2 separate regions of the Homo sapiens genome follow, and region 1 is linked to region 2. A link is a contact called in ENCODE Hi-C or POLR2A ChIA-PET data. All regions are on one chromosome and are shown on one strand. Each heading gives the region's core, a stretch centred on a gene start or an enhancer-like site at or near the end of the contact. The rest is flanking DNA. Distances are from core to core; before and after follow the strand shown. Region 1 overlaps LOC105378821 (a long non-coding RNA gene). Region 2 overlaps DNAI3 (dynein axonemal intermediate chain 3).

Region 1 (3,522 bases), core at 881-3,380, 120 kb before region 2:
TTGATTAAGTCAAAAACTGACTAATCTGAATTCATAACTGGACTTTAAAACATGGGTGGTATTTTGGAATTTTAGAATTTTTATCCATACTGTACTGCTTCCCTATGTCACCCCTCCATTTCATAATAGTACAGAAGTTTCACATATTCCTACAAAATCGTGTTAAAATTCCCAGCAAATGTTTTGGAATTTGCATTACATTCTAAAGTTTTCTCTCTTCATCTTCCTCCACATAGATAATTTTTCCAATTTTTTGAAGCATTGCCTTTCAATGAAAAGAGAGTGTGGGGAGATACCAAGAGGCATTTGTGTGTTCTGTCCACAGACAAGGGACTTTTTGCCTGTTTTGTTCATTGACTAGAACAATGCCTGGCACATAGTAGGCACTCAATATGACTGCTAAATGTTGCAAGTAAGCTGAATTCCTCACCCCTGGCTTAGGGTTGATTCTCATTTGTCTTGGTATAATGCTATCCCCCCATCCAGAGGCTTGTGTTTTCAGTTATATGGGCCAATATGTCTTATTAACAATGTAAACAAGTTTGAATTGGGTTTTCTGTCATTTTTCCACTAAAACCATCAATTAGTGCAAAACTGATTTACTCTTTTGGTTTCTTCCAGGGCTCCATGCTATTCTGGTTCTATTTTCTCTGGTTCCTTCTCTTCCAACTGCCCCTGGTTGCCAGTGTAGTCTACATTGTTATTCTTCTCATTCTCTACCCTTGTTCTTGAAGATTTCAACCAAGTTCATGGCTACTACAATCAGTAACACTTTGATGATCCCCTATACTGTATGGCTTGCCAGAGTGCTCTTATAAAGCCTAGATTTGTGTATCCAATTGTACATCTCCACTTGGTTCTTAAAGGTCCCTCCCATACTGTATGTCCAAACACATTGTGTCAAAGGTCACACCATGTACCACATTTTGTTTCTGATTAATGGCATCACCATAAACCCAGAAACCTGCTCTACCTCACTTCCTATCACATAGGTTTGGTCAGTAAATCCTGTGGTTTCTACTCCCTCATTCCCATGTGCCTCTATTTTTTCTCTCTCTTTTTTAAAATCTTTGCTTTTGGATGGAGGCAGCATATGTCACATGCCTCTTAATCTAGCTCTAATGAATCATTTACAATTCCCCAGATATGCTATTTAGTTTCGTGGTTCTGTGCCTTCACTCACACCATTTGCTTGACTTGGCCCTTTTTTGTCTTCCTTGTGAACTCCGTATTTTCTCCAAGAACCAGTTGAAATATTCCCTCTTTAATGCACTTTGTTTTATTTATCTCCATATCCACCTCTACATTGCTTTCCCTCATACTGGGCACAAAATGAATAGCCAACATTTATTGAATGCTTGCTATGTGCCAGGCATTTTTCTACATGCTTTACATGTATTGAGTCATTTAGTTTGATGAGGTAGGTGCTATTACTAACCCTACTTTTCAGGGGAGAGAACTGGTACAGAGAGGTTATGTAATTTGTTCAAGGCACTGGAGCTGGGAAACCCAGGCATTCTGGCTCCGGGGCCAGTACATTAAGCTGGAGGAGGGAGGAATGACTGCATTAACCATTAGATTGGCTTAGTTCTTTGTGTGTGTTTGATTCAAAGAATGTCTTATCCTTAGAAGGCACTCAGAATACAAATATTTGGAGAATTAATGGATCCAAAACCATTTCACTAAACAGACGAGCAGCATTGGTTAAATACACCAGAAACATCTTTTACGTGGATTAAAGTCAATATGCAAATCTTTTAGGAAGATTAATACATATTTTAAGGACTTAGTAACTTATTACATGTTTGGAGTATCTGTAATCGAAAGCCTTAAAAGATAGTAATAGGGCTGAGAATATTACTCCCTCCCCCCAAAAAATATTTTTTAGCTTTTCAGTTTCTTTAAAAAATTTTTGTTGCTTGTAAAGAACAGTTTTTCAAAGTCTACATTTTTTAAAGCAAAATGAGCTTTAAGCCACAAGTTCTGCCTCAAATTTCATTGGCTTTCCTCTAACATTTCATTTTATGACTTGAGTTTAGAATCATAGCACCTGGCATGGAAAGGCCTCCAGAGGTCCTCCAGTACAGCCAGCCCCAAACAGTAATGTCTTCGGTGTGATCTTTGTCTCGCTTTTCTAGGCCCACAGACAAGCCCACGAAATGACAGGTTTACAGCCTGGATTTGAAGAGTCATTTCCTGTGTGTCTGTAATATTTTGGTATGCAGGGTCTGGAACTCCTCTTTCTTTCCCTTGTTTACCATTTTCTGAAAGGAAGAAACAGAGGTTTTGGTGCATGGCATTGAGGTAAAAGTGTAGCCCTTTTCCTGGTATAATTACCTGTCTCTGTTTCTAAATGGGACCCAGATCCTAGCAACCTTCCCTGGCATGGCATGCTAGAAAGTTTGCATTCACATTTTAAATTTAGAATTCCTGAGGGAAACTGCAGTGAACTAACAGAGCAATCACTTCCAACTGAGGAGGTGACTTATCTGCCAGCAAAGCTCCAAACAAGCCAGCTCAGAAATCACTCCTCCAAGGCCTTCCCCCAACACCCCCAGTCTAGGGGCATTTTAAGACCCTGCTGCTAGTTTTCAGTTTGGAGATATATACCGGTACACATACATACACCCTGAGGTGTTCAGTAATGATCAGTAGGATCTTTCCCTCCTTTTTCAGGCTGTTCTGCCTTGAGGCCTTCCCTTCCAATCCTGTCCTTAACCACAAAAAAGTGGCCTAAAAGCCTTAGCAGTAAAATGTCTTCCATAACATCTGGAATCCATATGTCAAATCTGTAAGGCATAAGCTCTTTTTTCTTTTCTTTTTATTTTGCCTTAATTATTTGAGCTCCAAATCCCCCACCCCAACCTCTTTTCGTGCCAAACTAATTAGGGCAATTATCTGAGCCATCCGTGGCTACAGATCAGTTAAACCCTGTTATTGAGGGTAACAAATGAGAGGGTTAATTTTTCTTGACTGCTCCATAGTTGGGGAAGAAAGATAATAAGCCCTTATATTTGTCGGGTGCTTTTGAGTTTTCAAACTCTCTATTCTCTACACCAAGCTGCCACCTGGGAAAAGGGCTTACTTTGGGGTTCCAGACTGTCTGGAACCCTGAGGTAAACGATTTAATTCTGAATGAAGCACTGGAATTTGCTGCTATACATGAAAGAGGCCCCTCCAGCTTTGCTGCTCAATATGTAAAAAAGATTTTGATGCTATTTTAAAGAAACAGGTTTGCCATTTCTTTAATGCCTCTGGCACCAACTTGGAAATGTTTACTTAAAATCTTAAGACAGTAAAGTGGCTTTTTCTGGATAATAGGACAATGTCTTGTGTGTTTCTAACTTACATAGAAGTTGCTGAATTCATCCAATTGCTCTGGCTAATTATGAACTGCTTAGGTTTTTCTATTCTTTTTCCACTTTTGTTTCATTGCAACAGTAAGAAGACTATCCTATGTCAGGCTTGCTGGGCAGCAAACCAGTCCCTAATTTAATCTTTTGCCCTGGAGGTTTATTTTAG
Region 2 (3,332 bases), core at 99-2,598:
ACTTTAAATCTTTTAGGTGAATATAATTTGGAAATTGTATTCACAGGCCCACTACCAGAGGAGCTGGTACAATTCAGGGGCTACTGTGCTAACATTTAGGGCTCTGTGACTTGGAGGTTTCCAAAGTAGGGTTGGAAGGAGAGAGCTGCAAAAATGTGCAATTTTGTAGTAGAAATATTCAGGGGTTGCTTTTTCCCCATTTCTTCCTTCTTCCTTCTAAATCTGGGGGAAGTTTCATATCATCAATCAAACTTAGAAAACCCAGATGAGAGTATCAATGTAGATCCTAGAGGGACTGGAAGCAGAGCTGAATTCCTGGTCCCTGGAGGGCTTCGAGTGTAGGCATAGAATAGAAGCAGGAAAGTCAGCAGAGACCTTGGGGAAGGCAACCAGGGCAGAGACAGCCTTTTGCCTGCCAGTAACTAGGCTGATGTTTGGACTTGCAGCAGACTGCAATCTATATGTTTAATGTTCATTGTATATACATTTATATATTTCTATTCATTGATCTTTTTAAAGCCTCATTATTAACATTGTTTGAAACACTTGGGTGGTGGGTACAGTGTGGGGGGTGCAGAATACCGCCAGTTCAGCTGTGCTGCCTGCTATACTCCAAGTTGGGTTGGGAGCCGGAGGGGGTGGGTGATGGAGAGATGCATGAACATGTCAACTGGGCCCTCAGGGAAGGGTATCACTGAAATCAGCACCCCACACTTCGGTTACAATGGGAAAAATGACATTTTCTGATTATGAATCCCCAAGTCATTATTCTCTCAGAATCTGGACTTCATTGACTTGGTTTCCCTCCCATGTCATGTTTGGGGCTTTTTTTTAAAGCTTCAAACTATTTAACTCATACAACAGAAATACATCCTCTTATTTACTGTATGAGTCTTTTGTTCCCTTACAGAGCAAAAATGCTGTCATTTCTAACATTTTTTTAAAGACATATCTCAGCAATATCTGGTCACATTAATTCTCAAAGTCATAAGTTAGTTACTAACCTCATTGGTGGAAGGGCGACTTAATGTCCAAGGAATTTCTAATATATGCAGTGTTCCATAATAATCAGCTGTGGCTATAAATTGCTGTTTAGCTGAAAATTTTAAAATAAATGGGAGGAAAAAATCAGCAAACAGAAAACCATCTTAAGCAGTTAAACATGAAGTATGTTTTTGTTTTGTGTTCTCCCAAAGGACCTGCTGTGGTTCCAGTGATCTTGGCATTTTCATCAGATGTTCATGGCTGGACCATGTAAACATGTACAAGTCATTTTTTCCAGCTGATGAAATGAAAGCTAAGACTGAGCCTTTGTCGGTTCCCCTGCTGCCTCAAAACTTGTATTTCTGGTGACTGTATAAGGAATGTGGCTCCTGGCTGAAGTTGACTCTCTCTGTGGCTGGGCCCACTGGGCATACTTGAGAAGAAAGCAAGGAGAACACATGGAAAGATTTTCAAAGAAAAGTTATGAAGTTCATTTTCACTGAACACAGAAAGGGCTAAAGGGTACCATCATCCAGAAGAATTTCAAAGATGTAGCCAGAATCACAGGTCTTATTGTAAAAACAAGTAGCTGCCTTTGAACATTTAAAATGGGTATAATATGCAAAGTATTTGAGATTTTTAATCTTTTTCTTCTCCTTCTTCTTCTTCTTTTTTTTTTTTTTTTTTTTTTTTTGAGACAGGGTCTCCCCGCTGTGGCCCAGGCTAGAATGCAGTGGTATGATCATGGCTCACTGCAGCCTCAACCTCCCAGGCTGAATCAATCATCCCACCTCAGCTTCCTGAGTAGCTGGGACTACAGGCACATAGCACCATGCCCGGCTAATTTTTGTTTTGTATTTTTTGTAGAGACAGGGTCTTGGCCATGTTGCTCAGGTTGGCCTTGAACTCCTGGACTCAAGTGATCTCCCCACCTCACTCAGCCTCCCAAAGTGCTGGGATTAGAGGTGTAAGCCACCATGCCCGGCCTGAGAATTGTAATTTTCTATCTCACTGTGTGTGTGTTCTTTTCCTTTTTAGTAGGTCTGCTTCAAATTGCAAAATCCTGGATTCATAATCCCTGTAGGCGTACAAAGCAATGTTTTACACCAAAGTGGGAAAAGATACTTGGGTGGCACATATGGCTAAGCAGTAGTCTGACTGTGACACTCAAGATGCTGAAGACTGAGTTTCCAAATCTAATGTTTCTGAGAAATGGATAGAAAGAGAATTTCATGCTGTACACCTTTGGAAACAAAGGGAAACTTCTTCTTTTAAAAAAGGCAGGTGGGTTACAGTGGTTCACCCCTATAATCCCAGAACTTTGGGAGGCTGAAGCAGGAGGATTGATCACACCACTGCACTTCAGCCTGGGCAACAGAGCAAGACGTCACTGCAAAAAAATAAAATAAAAAAAGGCAAACATACTGGATTTACATAGAAATTACTACTTGGGCGAAACAGAAAAAAAATGGAGACAAAGGACATACATCATGTTTCTATAGACACATCATTGAATTTATGCTTGTTTTGTTATATAGTAGTTTTTCCTCATAGTTGGTTCAAAGGTTAAAGCTTAAATACATATATAACTCCAGATAATCATTTTATCTTATGAAGAGAATTGCTTGATATTAGCCAGGGGAGAACCACAAAAGTGATATAATATTTAAAAATATGATTTGTAATGAAAATTAAAGAAACAAAATTTATTCTATCTGGGAAAAAAAATCAGCAAAAGATAACAAAGATCCGGGTCATCCTGTCTGACCCGGAGAAGAGAAGGATGTTCCCATCGTGCAGTTCAAAACCAGCCTCTGCCTGACACGTGTCTCAGAAATCATTCTTGATGAGGCAACAGTGAGAAGAGCTCAGGTTGTGTCCAAAGTTTGAGACCAAGAGAGAAGGAAAAGGAAGAGGAAAGATGGGAAGGAAAGGGAAGAGAGAAGAATGAAAAGGAAAGGAAGAGAAGGGAAGGGATAAGAAGGGATGAGCAGGAAGAAAAACAAAAAACTAAGAAATAAACATTGGAGGCTTTTCAGATGAATGTCAAGATGTTCCCGAGTTACCCAAAATGACTTAGCTTATTTAGTTAGAATTAACATACAAGAAAAGATCCAGGGTTTGATGTAGGTGATCATAGTTATGCAAATGTTTTGAGACTGGGCTGGTTCATGGGTTTTCTCCAGAAGGTCCCAGATATCAATGTATCCATCTTCTCGGCCGATGTAGAAAACTCCGGGCCGAGTCAGGGACCAGTGGCCTGAGGTGTACCTTTTTGGTGCACAGCATGACTGAAGGAGCGGTCCAGTCTTTAAACAAATTTTTAAAAAGACAAATAAAGAAGATTT

Evidence for each region. A loop is a pair of places that touch in the nucleus more often than their neighbours do. ChIA-PET counts read pairs that join two places held with the same protein, here RNA polymerase II (POLR2A). Pooled maps may share reads with other maps.
Region 1: a map of mammary epithelial cell shows a loop between it and region 2 (3-fold over the local background). The contact joins two enhancer-like sites. A Hi-C loop is called at or near these places in 46 of 168 maps with a recorded cell type or tissue (CD4-positive, alpha-beta T cell, GM12878, GM13976 and 31 more), 1 of 37 single-sample maps with no recorded cell type and 11 of 50 pooled maps. POLR2A ChIA-PET finds 5 or more read pairs at or near these places in 8 of 52 experiments (BJ, CD4-positive, alpha-beta T cell, HEK293 and 4 more).

What each region holds. Positions count from the first base shown.
Region 1 is chr1:85,243,584-85,247,105 of GRCh38, reverse strand. It overlaps LOC105378821 (a long non-coding RNA gene), which reads right to left. Exons shown (of 3, transcript XR_947548.3): 3 at 983-2,264. Among named protein-coding and RNA genes, the nearest start is that of C1orf52, 14 kb to the left of the region's middle. RefSeq lists an enhancer at 2,026-2,320. Within about 2 kb of position 2,130, at least 3 of the 41 ENCODE cell types and tissues checked have a DNase peak (open chromatin) inside an H3K27ac peak, as active enhancers do.
Region 2 is chr1:85,126,472-85,129,803 of GRCh38, reverse strand. It overlaps DNAI3 (dynein axonemal intermediate chain 3), which reads right to left. Exons shown (of 23, transcript NM_145172.5): 20 at 3,089-3,293; 21 at 1,005-1,096. Among named protein-coding and RNA genes, the nearest start is that of MIR4423, 5.7 kb to the left of the region's middle. Within about 2 kb of position 1,348, at least 2 of the 41 ENCODE cell types and tissues checked have a DNase peak (open chromatin) inside an H3K27ac peak, as active enhancers do.